Regions from separate parts of the Homo sapiens genome. Here region 2 is linked to region 1. Evidence: chromatin loops called from intact Hi-C (ENCODE). Cell type or tissue: PC-3. All regions are shown on one strand.

What was found. A loop is a pair of places that touch in the nucleus more often than their neighbours do. Peaks named below come from ENCODE experiments on the same cell type or tissue, not always from the same donor. Only the 100,000 strongest peaks of a DNase experiment are listed, where the experiment ranks them.
Region 2: it touches region 1 in a loop (4-fold over the local background); 6 of 110 quality-filtered maps call a loop at or near these places.

The regions. Positions count from the first base shown.
Region 1 is chr4:151,414,878-151,422,877 of GRCh38, reverse strand. The region is part of intron 1 of FHIP1A (FHF complex subunit HOOK interacting protein 1A); the gene reads right to left. Among named protein-coding and RNA genes, the nearest start is that of FHIP1A, 9.7 kb to the right of the region's middle. In PC-3, no CTCF peak of the experiment used is centred here; DNase peaks (open chromatin) are centred at 4,287 and 6,697; H3K4me3 peaks cover 473 bases; H3K27ac peaks cover 3,701 bases.
Region 2 is chr4:151,600,144-151,608,143 of GRCh38, reverse strand. All of the region lies in intron 7 of FHIP1A (FHF complex subunit HOOK interacting protein 1A), which reads right to left. Among named protein-coding and RNA genes, the nearest start is that of GATB, 160 kb to the left of the region's middle. In PC-3, a CTCF peak has its summit at 3,698 (motif pointing right); no DNase peak of the experiment used is centred here.

The DNA.
Region 1 (8,000 bases):
ACCAGCTCTGATCTCTACACAATCAGCATCATTCAGATCAGCCTTCTCAATTCCAGCCTTCTCAATTCCACGCTTGTATCTCCAATTCCAGCTGGGCAGGTCTACATGGAGCTCCTGCTATCAAATTAACTTTGGGGCAACCAGTTTTTCAGGATCTAGTGAAGTACCTCCACTGAAAAGTGTCTCTGGCCAGGCGCGGTGGCTCACACCTGTAATCCCAACACTTTGGGAGGCTGAGGCAGGCGAATCACTTGAGGCCAGGAGTTTGAGACCAGCCTGGCCAACATGGCAAAACCCCGTCTCTACTAAAAAGAAATATTAAAATTAGCTGGACGTGGTGGCTTGTGCCTGTAGTCCCAGCTACTAAGGAGGCTGAGGCACAAGAATCCTGTGAACCCAGGAGACGGAGGTTGCAGTGGGCTGAGACTGCACCACTGCACTCCAGCCTGGACAATGGAGCAAGACTCTCTCTCTCATTAAAAAAATGCATATATATATTTTTTTTTTTCAAAGGAGGCAAACCCAAACTCAATTCAACAAATATTTATTGAATGTCATGCACTGGTCTATGTATTGGGATATATAGCCAAGATTATCAAATATCACAAAGCTTTACATTCTTATGTGGGGAAAGAGTTAATATATATATATATTTTTTTAATGTCTCATAAATATTTGTTAATGGTCAACTGCTTCTTTTTTTTTCTTTCCCATTTTTGTCACTTTACTTGAGGATCTTATTACCATACAGGTACTCTTCGAGGACTCTAATGAATGTTCCTAGTGGGCCAGAAGACTTTGTCAAAGCAGCATACCCCTCATATATAATTTGACAACAGTGCAGCCAAGGAAAAAATAGGCCTGGAACATCATTAAAAATGGTTGCATCCCCTAGTAGAACAAGATTTTGCTAACTTGCATACTTTGGTAAAAGGCAAGCCCTAAAGAGTACCATCACTGTCAAGACTCAAGAATACCTCAAATTAGATCATATATGTGAAAGTGCTTTGCAAACCATGAACTGCCAAGGAAACTGCCACTTCTGTTATTGGTGTGGCTATTACAAAGGCACAGACCTAGGAAGGCGATAGTTGTATGGCTTGAAGGAACTAGCTAGGTCTAGAAACAGGGGTCTTCAGCAACAAGAAGAAAAAAGTAAGAGAGGTCCCAGAGGATGCAACAGGAAGCCTCAATTAACAAAGAGATTCGGGGGAGGGAAGGGTTCCAGGTTAGCAAACCCCAACTCAATTCAACAAATATTTATTGAATGTCATGCACTGGTCTATGTATTGGGATATATAGCCAAGACTACCAAATATCACAAAGCTTTACATTCTTATGTGGGGAAAGAGTTAATAAACAAAAGACACTAACCAACCAGGGAACCACTGAAAAAATTTTTTTAAATTTTAAAAAGACATAAGTAAACTAAAATATGTTAAAAGACAAGTGCAGGAGAGCAGAGTAAGGGGGATGAAAACTACAGAGGATTTGCAATACTTTGAGCTTAGAAGACTAGCCAAAGAGGAGAATGAGGTCAGATTTCAAATGGTGTCCCTCAAAAATTACATTCAATTGCAGGAAAAATAAGAAGAGTCACACTGTGCTTATATGAAATTTGTGTAAAATTTGACAAATCCAAATTTCCTGGGAACACACAGCTCATTTTCCATATTGATCTCCTTCACCATTGTTCAAAATTATTGACCCAAATGTGCTATACAGAATATATAAAAAGATATAAAATGACTTAGCCAGAGGCAGAACAAAGGGAACTACAAGGGACAAAGCAAAACAGATGACAGCAAAAATCGTTGCAAATCAGTCCCTTAGGAAAGGGCAAATTCAAGAGGACTTTAAATGCGACTCAATTTTTTTTCTTAGAAAAGTTGGCTCTAGGTTAAGGATGATATAAAAGTTTCATTTCTAGTAACAACCTCAAACAACTGGCAAGGCCTCTCCGGAGCACTGCATTGAGAGAGCTCTGGGTCCTGTGGGGAATTAATTAGACATTTCTGCCATGGGCTCAAGATGGGGCACTGCAGGCATGCAAGCCCCTCATTTGCCTTTCCTTCCCTAGGTTGATCTTAGTGCTTTAAAAATATCAGTAATCACTCACTGGCAACCTACTAAGCAAAAGAAAAGCAACACTAGGAACAGTGGAGGGATGTGGAAATACAGAGTTAGGCTCCAGTCCTAAAGGAGTTTATAATCTAATTGGGAAGAAGGACAAATGTATAAAAGATAACACTGGATGGCAGCAAATGACTAAATTCCTAAAATTTCAGTATGGAGATTCAGGTGCCAGGAAACTACTACAGGAAAAGACAGCCAAGAAAGATTTTATGGAGGACACAGCTCTGAACTAGGCTTGGAAGAATGCACATCACTAAAATAACTGGAAAGAGGAAGGACTGGTCTCAACAAAGATGGGGAAAAAGGAAGAGGTAGGGTGTGTTCAAGAATGAGGAACAGACACTTCTCAAAAGAAGACATTTATGCAGCCAAAAAACACATGAAGAAATGCTCATCATCACTGGCCATCAGAGAAATGCAAATCAAAACCACTATGAGATATCATCTCACACCAGTTAGAATGGCAATCATTAAAAAGTCAGGAAACAACAGGTGCTGGAGAGGATGCGGAGAAATAGGAACACTTTTACACTGTTGGTGGGACTGTAAACTAGTTCAACCATTGTGGAAGTCAGTGTGGCGATTCCTCAGGGATCTAGAACTAGAAATACCATTTGACCCAGCCATCCCATTACTGGGTATATACCCAAAGGACTATAAATCATGCTGCTATAAAGACACATGCACACGTATGTTTATTGCGGCACTATTCACAATAGCAAAGACTTGGAACCAACCCAAATGTCCAACAATGATAGACTGGATTAAGAAAATGTGGCACATATACACCATGGAATACTATGCAGCCATAAAAAATGATGAGTTCATATCCTTTGTAGGGACATGGATGAAATTGGAAACCATCATTCTCAGTAAACTATCGCAAGAACAAAAAACCAAACACCGCATATTCTCACTCATAGGTGGGAATTGAACAATGAGATCACATGGACACAGGAAGGGGAATATCACACTCTGGGGACTGTGGTGGGGTCGGGGGAGGGGGGAGGGATAGCATTGGGAGATATACCTAATGCTAGATGACACATTAGTGGGTGCAGCGCACCAGCATGGCACATGTATACATATGTAACTAGCCTGCACAATGTGCACATGTACCCTAAAACTTAGAGTATAATAAAAAAAAAAAAAAAAAAAAAAAAAAAAAAAAAAGAATGAGGAACAGACCAGCATGGCAGTCAAAGCAAAGGATTTGCACAGAGCACCAGATCATAAATGCCCTGAGAATCAGCCAATGGTTCTCCAGAGAAACAGAACCAGTAGGAGATGTATGTGTGTGTTTATAAAGAGACTTATTATAAGGAAGTGGCTTACGCAATTATAGAGGCCAAGAAGTCTCAAGATCTGCAGTCAGCAAGCTGGAGACCCAAGAGAGACAATAACATAAGTTATAGTTTGAGTCTGAATCTGAAGGCAGGAGAAGACCAATGTCCCAGGTTGAAAACAGTCAAACAGAGAGAGAGAGAGGAGAGTGAATTCTCCCTTACTCAGTCTTTTTGTACTACTGAAGCCTTCAATAGACTGAATAAGACCCATCCACACTGGGGAGGGCAGTCTGCTTTACTGAGTTTACCAATTCTAATGTTAATCTCATCCAGAAATCCTCTCACAGACATACCCAGAATGTTTAACTAAATACCTGGACACCCTGTGGCCCAGGCAAGTTGATACATAAAATTAATTAACCATCACGCCTTGAGTTGAGTCATTACCCAGTAGGCAACAGAGACCATGATAGGTGACATGAGCACAGCTATAGTTTGGAAAATCAATTGACTATGGAATGAAAATAGATTAGAGCAAGAAAAACTGGAAAGAGAAACAAAATGAAAAATATTATAATTGGCCATATAATAATAAGAGGCAGATCATTAACAACAAACATTTATAGGATTCTATTCAATATAAGGTGCTCTGGTAGGCAATTAAGATGCAGAGTTACTCTCAACTCCTTATGGTTTACTTTGATGTCAGGATCTAAACATAGACCTATCCAGCAGGAACTGGTTAGAAACAAGCCTATGGTCCAAAGGTCAGCAATGAGGGTATGGATTTAGGAATTATCTGTATACCCAAGACAACCAAGTCAAGAGTTTGCTCCTGGCATGCCAATATTGACAGAAACTCAGAACAGCAGGTTGAGTTAGCCAGACTGAGTCAGGAAATCCTGTCAAAACTACTCATTTTGTGATTCACTGTGAAGGAATGACCACTTCTCTGTGAAACCAATCCTAAGACATAATCAAGAGGCAGAATTACTTTAAGGACAAAAAAAACACTCTCCAATTGTTGCAAGCTGGTTCTTACTATCTATAGCAACTCCAGGGTGTACTTTTCAAATAGGACATGCAAGGTCCTAAACACTGTGAAGAAGTATAAGGAGAAAATTCAGAGGTCAAACTTAATCAAGCTGATAAGAAATTAACATTAACCATTAAGTTTAATCAGTAGGTAAATATCAAGTCAGTTGGTGTTTCCTGAAACAGATCAAAGTCAATGAATTCATGTTGTCAGAGTTTCTCTTGTTTTTTTTTTTTTTTTTTTTTTTAGAGATAGGTTCCTACTCTGTCACCAAGGCTGGAATGCAGTGACATCATCCTGTGTCACTGCAGCCTCAAACTCCTGAGCTGAAGTGATCCTCCTGCCTCAGCCTCCCAAGTAGCTGGGACTCCTGGGGTGAGACACCATACCGCCTAATTTTTTGTTGTTATTGCTGTTAAGACGGGTCTCACTATGTCTCCCAGGCTGGTGTCAAACTTCTGGCCTCAAGCAATCTTCCTACCTCTGCCTGCCAAAATGCCCAGGATTACAGGCATGAGCCATTGGGCCTGGCAGATTTTTTACAAGCAGTTAAACTACAACATCTTGCTTAAAATAAGCCAAAAGTACAAATGTTTTGTAGTATACACAAATTAGAGAGATTTAAAAATTCAACTTATCAAATAGTGACTTAGTGTTAGAGAATAAGCAATAATCAAGACTAATACATGGTCAGGTGTGGTGGTTCACACCTGTAATCCTACTGAGGCAGAAGAACAGGGTCTGGAGGCAGGGAACCTAAGGCTGATTCATGCTGACTTCCTAGAACTAAATCAAAAGGAAAACCCCAACTTTCCACACCCAAGTAACAAAAGGACCAGAGGCTATTCCCTTTGCAACCCCCATCTCCTTGTTCCGCATGACAGATAAAAATCTGAAAGTACCTCGGATTGGTCCCCTCCCAAAACCAATCAGGCTGGTCACAAGCCAAGTCTTCCTTTGCATAGAAATATAATTTTGTAACTTCACTTCAGCCTCTGATTGGTCACTTTCCACAACCAATCAGATGTTTGCATAGGGTGTAACTCTGTAACTTCACTTTAGCCTCTGCTTGGTGCTTGGTCGCTTTCTGCAACCAATCAGACAGATCTTGGGCCACTACTTCATTTACATAGGGTGTATATCAAGTAACCAATGGGAAGCCTCTAGAGGGCATTGAAACCCCAGAAAATTCTGAAACCAGGCCCATGAGCTGCTTGCTCGGGCCTGCTCCCACCCTGTGAAGTGTGCTTTCGCTTTCAATAAATCTCTGCCTTTGTTGCTTCATTCTTTCCTTGCTTTGTTTGTGCATTTAGTCCAATTCTTTGTTCAAAGCACCAAGAACCTGCACACCCTCCACTGGTAACACTAGCACTTTGGGAGGCCAAGACAGGGGAATCTCTTGGGCCGGGGAGTTTAAGACCAGCCTGAGCAACATGCCAAAACCTTGTCTCTACAAAAAAATACAAAAATTAGCCAGGCATGGTGGCATGCACCTGTAGTCCCAGATACTCAGGAGACTGAGGTGGGAGATTCGCTTGAGCCTAGGAAGCTGAGGCTGCAATGAGCCCAAATTGCACTAGTGCACTCCAGCCTGGATGACAGAGTGAGACCCTGCTTCAAAAAAAAAAGGATAATACATTAGACATGTTGTATTTTCCCACAGAAAAGATCAAAATATGAATATATACAAACTATAAGTTTCCCGTGTCCTAAGAAATTCTTATTTTATTAAGAAAAATTTTTATACCAAGAAAATCAAGAAACATTTTTTCTAATAAATAAATATGGAGACATCATCCTTATTTTGAGGATGTACAAAGTTTTCTATTAAATGACCTGAAGAAGATCATACTTTTAAAACATTCCTTATATCACTATATACTTAGGCATAAATACACAAATGTGTACAATACATATGTGCATATATAAATATAGGGGGTATGTATGTGTGTATAGAAATTACATTTGTAAACATATTTTTCTATACTCATTCTAGTATATTATAAAGAAAATCAACCTAAAATGAATGGAATCCAAATAAAAGTTCCATGAACACAAACAAAATAGAAGATATTCATTTTGAGGAATAAGACACACTCCTCTAATGAAATGGTTATGAAAAAAAGCTTGGACTAAATAAAAATATTAATCAACTCTTTTAGACATTCAGTAAAAACTTTGCCACAGGAATTCCTGAAATGTTCCCACCTCAATGAGCCTGAGTCATGAAATTTAGCCAAAGTATCTTATTTCACATTTTCCACACACAGAGGGAAATCAGTTCCTAGAACTTTCTACAAGCCAAAAGATCCTAAAATGGACCCATGACTAATATTTCAACAGAGGTAAACTTTAACAATTTAAGGAGAAGAGCTAAAATACACTCTGCATTCTGCAAAACCTAGTGGATTTTCTGAACTCCTTAATGGCATGTCCTAAAATAATGTTCTTAGGAAAATGTTAAAAAAAAAAAAACACTATGCTCCATAAAAGCTAATTAGCAGCTCAACCAACAGCTGCAGAGTATTTTTATAGCTGTTACCAATTACTATCTTCTCTTGGGGAAAACATTAAAACCAAAAAGAACCTGAAATGTGAGGAAATGAGGTGAACCTTACCTAAAAGCTCAGCACCTTTTGCTGTTATGACCTCTTATTTCAGTGGCTGGTCATCTATTAATAATTTCTGTCTTCAGTCTTGTGCATTCAGAAAGAAAGAATATGTTCATATAACTAAAAATGAAGGGACACTACTAGAGGAAATGTAAATAAAAGAAATTTAACATTTTCATAACAGTGACTCACAAACCTTTCCTACAGAAAACACAAGTGTACAATGATAACACTTTCAAGGATGTTCTCTGAAGCACTGTTCTTAATATAGAAAAATGGAAAACAATCCAAATTCCCAACAAAAGGCTGTTTAAATAAACCATGTTATAGGGCCAGGCATGGTGGCTCACGCCTGTAATCCCAGCACTTTGGGAGGTCAAGGCAGGTGGATCACCTGAGGTCAGGAGTTTGAGACCAACCTGGCCAAACCCTGGCTCTCCTAAAAATACAAGAATTAGCCAGACATGGTGATGCACACCTGTAGTCCTAGCTACTCAGGAGGCTGAGGCAGGAGAATTGCTCGAACCTGGGAGGGAGAGGTTGCAGTGAGCTGACATTGCACCACTGCACTCCAGCCTGGGTGACAGAGCAAGACTCCATCTCAAAAAAAAACAAAAAAAAAAACCAAAAAAACTATATCTATTCAATGCATTACTATACAGCCAGTAAAAAAAACAAAATGAGAATGATGTGCATGTATGGTCATAAAAACATTTTCAAGGTATATTATTGAGTTAAAAATAAAAACCAAGTTGAAAGTTGCATAGGATTACCCCAGTAGTTATTAACAACCACGTTAATAATAAACATTTTTAAATAGAGGGAAAAATGAAGGGAAATATATCTATTTATAGCAGTTTATCCAGAATATAACATTGCAGTGTACTTTAACTTTTAACATTATATATTTCTATATTGTTTAGAATTTGA
Region 2 (8,000 bases), 190 kb before region 1:
GAATCTGGGAGGCAGAGGTTGCAGTGAACCGAGATCATGCCCCTGCACTTCAGCCTGGGGAACAGAGTGAGACGCCATCTCAAAAAAAAAAAAAAAAAAAAAAAAAGAAGAAGAAAGAAAAAGAAAAGAAAAAAGAAAAAGAAAATCAAAAGTGATGCTGGCTGTGAAATAATGTAAAAGTATGTTAAGGAGCAACAAGCATATTATCTAAAATCAAAACACTATAGTGACCAAAAATGGTATAAAATTTATTGGCTAGTAACACACAGTGTCATGTGAAGGATGTCTCACTTTAGAGATTCAGCTGGTTACTTAAATAAGTAATAATAGGTAGTATGTATTTAGCACTAAGTGCCAGAGACAATGATAAGCACTTTAAATGCATAATCTTACTTAGTCTTTACAAAAGCCCGATAAGGTAGGTATTATTATCCCTAGATTATACATATACACCAATGAGAATACCTGCCACAGGCACATAAAGTAGCAAAGAACTAGACTCAAACCAAGGTCTTGCTAACTCAAAACCCATTTCTTGAACTGTCAAGCTAGGCAGCTTCCCAAAATTGTATCAGTTGAATATAATGCATTAATTGAATATATTAGATGGTACACACTTTTAGTTTTCAATTAATCAAGAATTCCCAAGTCAAAGCCTCTTACACTTGTCACTAAAATTTTCTAGATCTACTTAATAGCTGGCTGTCACTGGATAGAGAAATTATTAATTTAGTCTGTCTAAAACTGGCCTGCTTAATATGATTTTTTCAATCCAGATTTAATAGTGCTACCGTCACTCCATGTTACCTAGTTGCAGGCCCACAACAGGACTGGGCCTTTTAATTACCTCGTTCAATTGTGTTTACTGACTGATTATAGTGATGGTTACATCTGGCCCTCTGCTTCCACGGTACTCTTCTGTTTAAGTCCAGGGGAACTGAGTAGACAGAATGATTGCTTGGGCTCCACCACTCCTATCCCAGCTGAGCCAGGCTCCTTAATTATGGCTCCCTTGGTTACAACTGGATCTCGGACAGCATCTGATAAGGGTGTAAGTGTGAGATGGTACCAGGGGCATTGAGCTTTCCTGCCAAGTTTAAGAATCCCCAACTTCCCCAACTGCTGGGTGGCTCTAAATGGAATACCTGTCTGTCCCGGAACCAGCGCCTGCCTGTAAAGCTGTGGAGACAACAGCAGCACCTTCTAAGAAGAACCACCTCATTTCTGCAGGACATTGTTGGAATCCCCCTAACTTCTTACCAGACCAGCAGTCTGTGGGCTGAGGTGGGCACATAGGTATGCTTTCAGCGCAGTGGAGAATACAATCTAAGTCACTGGTTTACTCCAAGCATGGTAAGAAACAGGCAAAGTTCCACATGAACAAATACAGCTCAAGATTATTACAAGAAGAGGAAAAAGCAGCTAGCAAAAATAGAACAAGACAATGTTCAGGAGCCTTCAGTGATTAAAAACCATGGGTCAATAAGGTTGACAATGTTTTGTGGGGTTTTCTGCAAATTATTGAAATATATAAGTAGAAATATGAAATGCAGATATCAAAAAAAGTATTCCTCTGTATCTTTTAGTTTGGTTCACCCCAGAGATGGTGCCTCGTTTGGGGCTCAACTAAGTCAAGGGAAGCTACAAAAGATTTAGCAAAGAACCACCAAATTTAAAAAACAAAATCTAAAAATTCCAAAGCCAAGGTGGCATCTTACATTCCATGCTTTTGATTCCTTCTTCCCATTTTCCACTGAAAGGAATGACATGATCAGTGAAATTCCACAGCATTATAGGAAACCAGGCATAAAACTTCAAGACGTTTTTCCTCAGGAAGTGGCACAGATGACAAGTGACAAAGAGCAGAGACCTGCTGAAGCATCCAAAAATCCAACGGGAAGTCTGCCAGAGAACAAGTAAGAGGACTTGTGTCTACCCTTCTCCTACTCCAGAACCCCCGCTACTATCTCCCAGACTAGAGAGGCATGAGGAAGAACGGACAGGAGAAATGAAATTAAATCATGGTTGAACAGCATGCTGTCCTGCCCACTCCTCACTATGACATAAGCGATCAGTGTATTCCTCCTGCAAACTCAGCACCCAATTATAGCCCGTTAATATTTTATAATGGTGATAATAATTTGAAGATGGTACTTAATTGCTCTTAAAATCTTCAGTCACTATTTTCACTGGGCATAAAAGTCCAAAATATGCCTAGCCAGTAAGAGCCAAACTGGGCTCTACCGGAGTTCCAGCCTGCCCGCCCACATACACACTTACAGCAAGTGGGCAACTCACAAGTGTGGCTGCTCTCAGCCTCTCAAAATTTCCATCTTTACTTCTCTAGTCCCCAAAAAACTTCCATCCATCAACCTAAGTCAATAAGCCATGAATTATTGAGCTTGCAGGATGCAGATCATGAATACGTATGTGCATGTTTGGAAGACAAGCTTGTAAAACAAATGGGCTCCACGGCGGCTTATATGAACCCAGCACACATGCCTTTAAGGAAATGGCTGAAATTATTCTACCCATGTATGTTGTTCAAGCATGGTTTCAGCACAGAAGAGATGGTGGAAAAATCAGTTTTTCTGGTAGACTTTTTGCTTCTGTCTTTCCAAGTGCTCTTGAATGGAATAATTTGTTGAATGAAACACAGCTGGCTGCTCTTTGCATAAACCAAAGGTGCAGGCTTTCTTTGTGGTCACAGTTATCATTGCGAATGCCTGTGAGCTGCCTGCAGAAGGGATGGTATGTAATTATCTTCCCTTCCATCTACCTCTTACTTCAGCACATTCACCTCGATGTCTCTACCTCTATCCACCAGAGATAGTCCCAAACTTTTGCCATAATTTGGTAACAATCTCTTTTTAAAAAGGAGCAAAACAACCCACTAAACAAAAGACTACCCTACCCTAGTTCACAAGACATTTGACAGAAATAATATGACTGAGCCTGAGGTGCTACTTATACAACCTTTTCCCATCCAAACAACCTAACAGTCCCCTCTTTCTAATCCTGCCAGATCCAGGACAAGCACTGAAGCCATCTTTGGCTGCAACTGCCAACTCTCTACGGGTCTCCCACCAGCCCAGGATCCTGAAACAACATATCTGGATGGAGATTTTCCCAAGCTAATGACAAAACCAATTAGACTGCTTCACTTGTTTTTGTCTGCTACAAACCTCATTTCCTGTTTCACATCAATTTTTGTATGATACTTGTTCTTAAACACAGAACCCAACAAAAACTCATTTTTATTTATTTATTATTATTATTAGTATTTTTTTTTTTTGAGATGGAGTCTCACTCTGTCACCCAGGCTGGAGTACAGTGGCGCGATCTCAGCTCACTGCAACCTCTGCCTCCTGGGTTCAAGCAATTCTCCTGCTGCAGCCTCCTGAGTAGCTGGGTCTACAGGCGCCCACCACCATGCCCAGCTAATTTTTGTATCTTTAGTAGAGACAAGGTTTCACTGTGTTGGCCAAGCTGGTCTCAAACTTCTGACCTCAGGTGATGTGCCCTCCTCAGTCTCCCGAAGTGCTGGGATTACAGGCGTGAGCCACCATGCCCGGCCCAAAAATTCATTTTTAAATTGGTAAGACCAAATTGAAAGTAATGAATATGATTTCATGCCAAAACTGCAAATTATTTTGAGCTGTTAGTTCATGTGGTGTCCAACAGATGTCACTGTGTTTCCCTCACAAACTGAAAATATCTCCTAGTACCCCTGTGAATTAATTGAAAAGCCCCAGGGCTCCTTGGTGCACTGTTTGGGAACCACAGATGCAGGCCCTTCCAGGGGTTTCAGGAAAGAGCAGGGAAGCAGGGTCAAATGCAAAATCACCTAACAATAGAAAGGAGCACGTGCTCAGAATAACATGGGCACCGAGAGCTGCCAACTCTAGGGAACAGAGAAGACTAGAACCTCCAATGTAAGGGACAGCTGCAGGAGGCTGTGGGATTTAGGCTGGTCTTTGAAGAAAGAGTAACTCTTGACCACAGAGGAGGAAGGAAGAGAATGTTCCAAGCAGAGAAAACGGACTGAGTATAGGAGAGAGGCCTTGAACCAAGAATGAGAATGGTACGGAGTCAGGGCTGTGACACAGCATGTAGACCAAGAACATTGTAGGAAGTGGAGCCACTTAAGGTTTCAGAGGAAGGATGATGTGTTTAGAAAATTTAATCCAGCAGTTTTGTGTGAGATAATCTGAAGAAAGAAGTTGCAGTAATGAGACCATAAGTGAAAACTAACCCTGGTCAAGATATGTGGAGATGAAGACCCAGAGTGACACTATTGGGAGAAGAAACAAAAAAACAGACTCAAGAACCTTGCAGGAAAAGGTTGGCACTATATTTGGGAAGATTAAGAGAAAAAATTCAAGGATGATTAAGAGTTCTATGCCAGGTAAGTGGGAAAAGTGATATTATTCACAAAAAGAAGGTATGCAGAGGATGAATTAAGCTAGCCTCGGGAGAAAGACATTATGAGTTTGCCTCCTGACATTTTAAGTTTGAGGAAGCAACAGGTCATTGAGATGAAGAGATCTAGCCAGTGGTCAAATACTCAGCCCCAGAGCTTTTTAGGCCATCTGTGCAGAGCAAGGATAGCAATCATGAGGGTCAATCAGTGCAGGAATAGTCCCTGAGGCATGCCCACATTTAGGGAAAGACAACATCCAGTCAGCAGAGCAGACAGACCCTAAGGAGAACTAAGAGAGTTCAGAGTGTGGCATCAAAGGGGGAAAAGAGGAAACCCGGGTCCAGGGAGTCAGAAGCCCCAGGGGTTGTTAATAAAGCGATTCTTTACAATCTCTCTTTTTTTTTTTTTCAGACGGAGTCTCGCTCTGTTGCCCAGGCTGGAGTGCAGTGGTGCGATTTTGGCTCACCGCAACCTCCACCTCCCAGGTTCAAACAATTCTCCTGCCTCAGCCTCCTGAGTAGCTGGGACTACAGGCACATGCCACCACACCTGGCTAGTTTTTTGTATTTTTTAGTAGAAACAAGGTTTCACCATATTGGCCAGGCTGGTCTCTAACTCCCGACCTCGTGATCCACCCACCTTGGCCTCCCAAAGTGCTGGGATTACAGGCGTGAGCCACCGCGACTGGCCACAATCCCAATATTTTTAAGCAAATGCTAAGTGCATTTATTAGCCTGGTGAGGAAAAAGCTGGGTATAGTCCTTAAGGGAGAAGCAGTCATCTCTTTTAGGTAGTGTAGAAAGGTTTTATAGCTAGAAAGCAGGACAATCCCTTATCTCTTAAATCTTGAATCACTTGTGTCTGTCTTTTTCTCCACACCTTTCCCTTCTCTTGAATCCCCTGCCTGTTTTCTTCTGTTCATCACCACACTACCCAGAATGCCAGTCCACACTAAGCGGCATTATTTTGTCACCACCAGATGGTTCCTGAGCCCCTTATCTGACTCCCTCTGCACTGCTTACTATGGATATCAATGTTCACCTGCCTTACAAATCACATTAGGGTCTTTTCTCAGTCCTCGTGGTCCCTCACCTCTTTTGGACATCACAGCTCTCCTGGCGTACTTTCATCCAAACACACTCCTCCACGCCCTCCCTACCTGCTCACCTTCAAGGTTCGGCACAATGTCACTCTCTCCCTCCCCACCTGCCCTGGCTACTTTCTCTGTCACAGCACTTAGTTTTTCTTGCTTAAATTAACATGTCAGTCTCCTGGGTCCCAGATTATAAACTCCATGGAGATGACAGAGTTTTTCAGCCACCTTCATTTCCCCATGGAGTCTGGCAGTACTTTGCACCTGGTGCACACTGACTAAATGGTCTTTGAACAAACAATATTATCCTTTTACTGCATATGAGATGGCAGAATCTGTCCTGCAATAGTTATGATAATACCTTTGCATATAACAGTATATGATTTTTCAGAACACACTTATATTTGATTTTCATACCCTGTAAGGAGGAAAGAGGAGGTCTACTATCCTCATTGTACAGCTATGGAAATGTGATATGATTTGCCCAAATCTCATCTTGAATTGTAGCTCCCACAATTCCCACATGTCGTGGGAAGGACACAGTGGGAGGTAAATGAATCATGGGGGCGGGTCTTTCCCATGCTGTTCTGGTGACATTGAATAAGTCTCATGAGATCTGATGGTTTTATAAATAGGAGTTTCCCTGCACAAGCTCTCTCTCTATGCCTGCCGCCATCCATGTAAGATGTAACTTGCTCCTGCTTGCCTTCCACCATGATTGTGAGGCCTCCCCACCCATGTAAAACTGTGAGTCCATTAAACTTCTTTTTCTTCCCAGTCTCAGGTATGTCTTTATCAGCAGCGTGAAAATGGACTAATATAAAATGTGACTCAAGGAGGTTGGAAGCTTTGCACAAGTTCACACAGCAGTAGTAAACAAAAGAGCCAGGACTAGAACCCAGATCTCTTACTCACAGTCTAATGCTCTTCCACTGCACACCCTGACTCTGTATAAATTCATGTAATAATAAGCCTGATTTGGTGATGGCTACCTATGCTTCAGATATTCCTTCATTTATTCATATCTAGTATGTTGTTAGCATTTCTACCCGTCACATTGGAGTCCAACTCTGATTTTAGGTTCCAGAGGACAAGGATCAATAAACAGAATGAGGCAGTAACTATAAGCTATAAAAAGTAGATTCACTAATGTGTTTCTAGAAAATTTTAAGCTGCAATTTACTTATGCATTAAACCCAAACACACTCTACAGGAACCATATCTACCTTCCAATTATTGCTCTAAGATGCTGATACTGGTAAATAAGCATGCTGATGGCTTCCAACGGCCCCTCTAAATCTACTCTCCACCTTTTCCACCTTGCCCTATGCCCCCCCAGTAGACCTGTATGGACCTTTTTCCCATGGTTCCCTTCCATATGCTTTCCACTTGGGTTCACCCAATGGGGTTCCAGCAGGAGACTGGAAGGAAGAAGAAGGAAACTTAGTTATTTATTCCCCTGACTCCCCTCTGAAGGGTTGCCTCAGGCAGGTTGTAACCCATGACTGAAGTTCATGGCTCTTATCAGGTGGGCCTCTCCACATATGTCTCTTTGACCCTTTACAGCACATTCAGACTTAGGGGTGGCAACTGTGGTAAACCTGCCCAGAATATGGCCACAAATTCTTTAATACTGCTACTATAAAGAGGTGGGGTCTTTGTCCTCTTCCCTTGAAATTGAGTGGTCTCTGTGTGACTATGAACAATGAAATATGGCATAAGGGATACTCTTCCAGGTTCCCCAGCCTTAGGAGACTAGCAGCTTCTATCTTTTGCCTCTTTGGCACACTCACTCTCGGAGTCCTTGGAGTTCAATCAGTACAGGAATCCAATTACCGGAGGCTGCCATGCTGTGAAGATGCCCAAGCAGCCCTGTGGAGAGGCTGTGTGGAAGGAGGGAAAGAAGGAGAGAGAGAGAGATCTAATCAGCCCCAACCTGTTCAGGCCCCAGCCTGCTGAGGCCCCAGACATCGCAGAGCAGTGATGAGCTGTCCCCACCATGTTCTGACTGCATTCCTGAACCAGAGAATCATGATTTATACTAATAACCAATGGCTGTTTTAAGTCACTAAGTTTGAGAATAGTTTATTATACAGTGCTAGATCACTGAAACAACACACTGTTGTAACCAGTCCACTTACTAAGCTCCCCTCACTACCCAGTCTGAATGCCATCTATTCCTTCTGGGGCCCTGACTAAATACATAACATATGACAAACATTAGGGCTGATAATCATATTCTAGACTTCTCTGCTTCTGAAAAAATGGCAGAACTGCACTTCGCCCTGAGGTCAGATGTGGCCTAGTGACTTGCTTTGCTTTAGACAATGAAATGTCAATAGAAATGATATGTGTTACTTCCAGATAAAAGCTTCAAGAGCCAGTGGGCCATTCACAAGGTTCTCTTCTCCCTGACATCACCTTGAGACCAGTGATATCAGTTCCGAATAGTGGAGGCTCTATCAACTTGGATCCCTGAGTGAG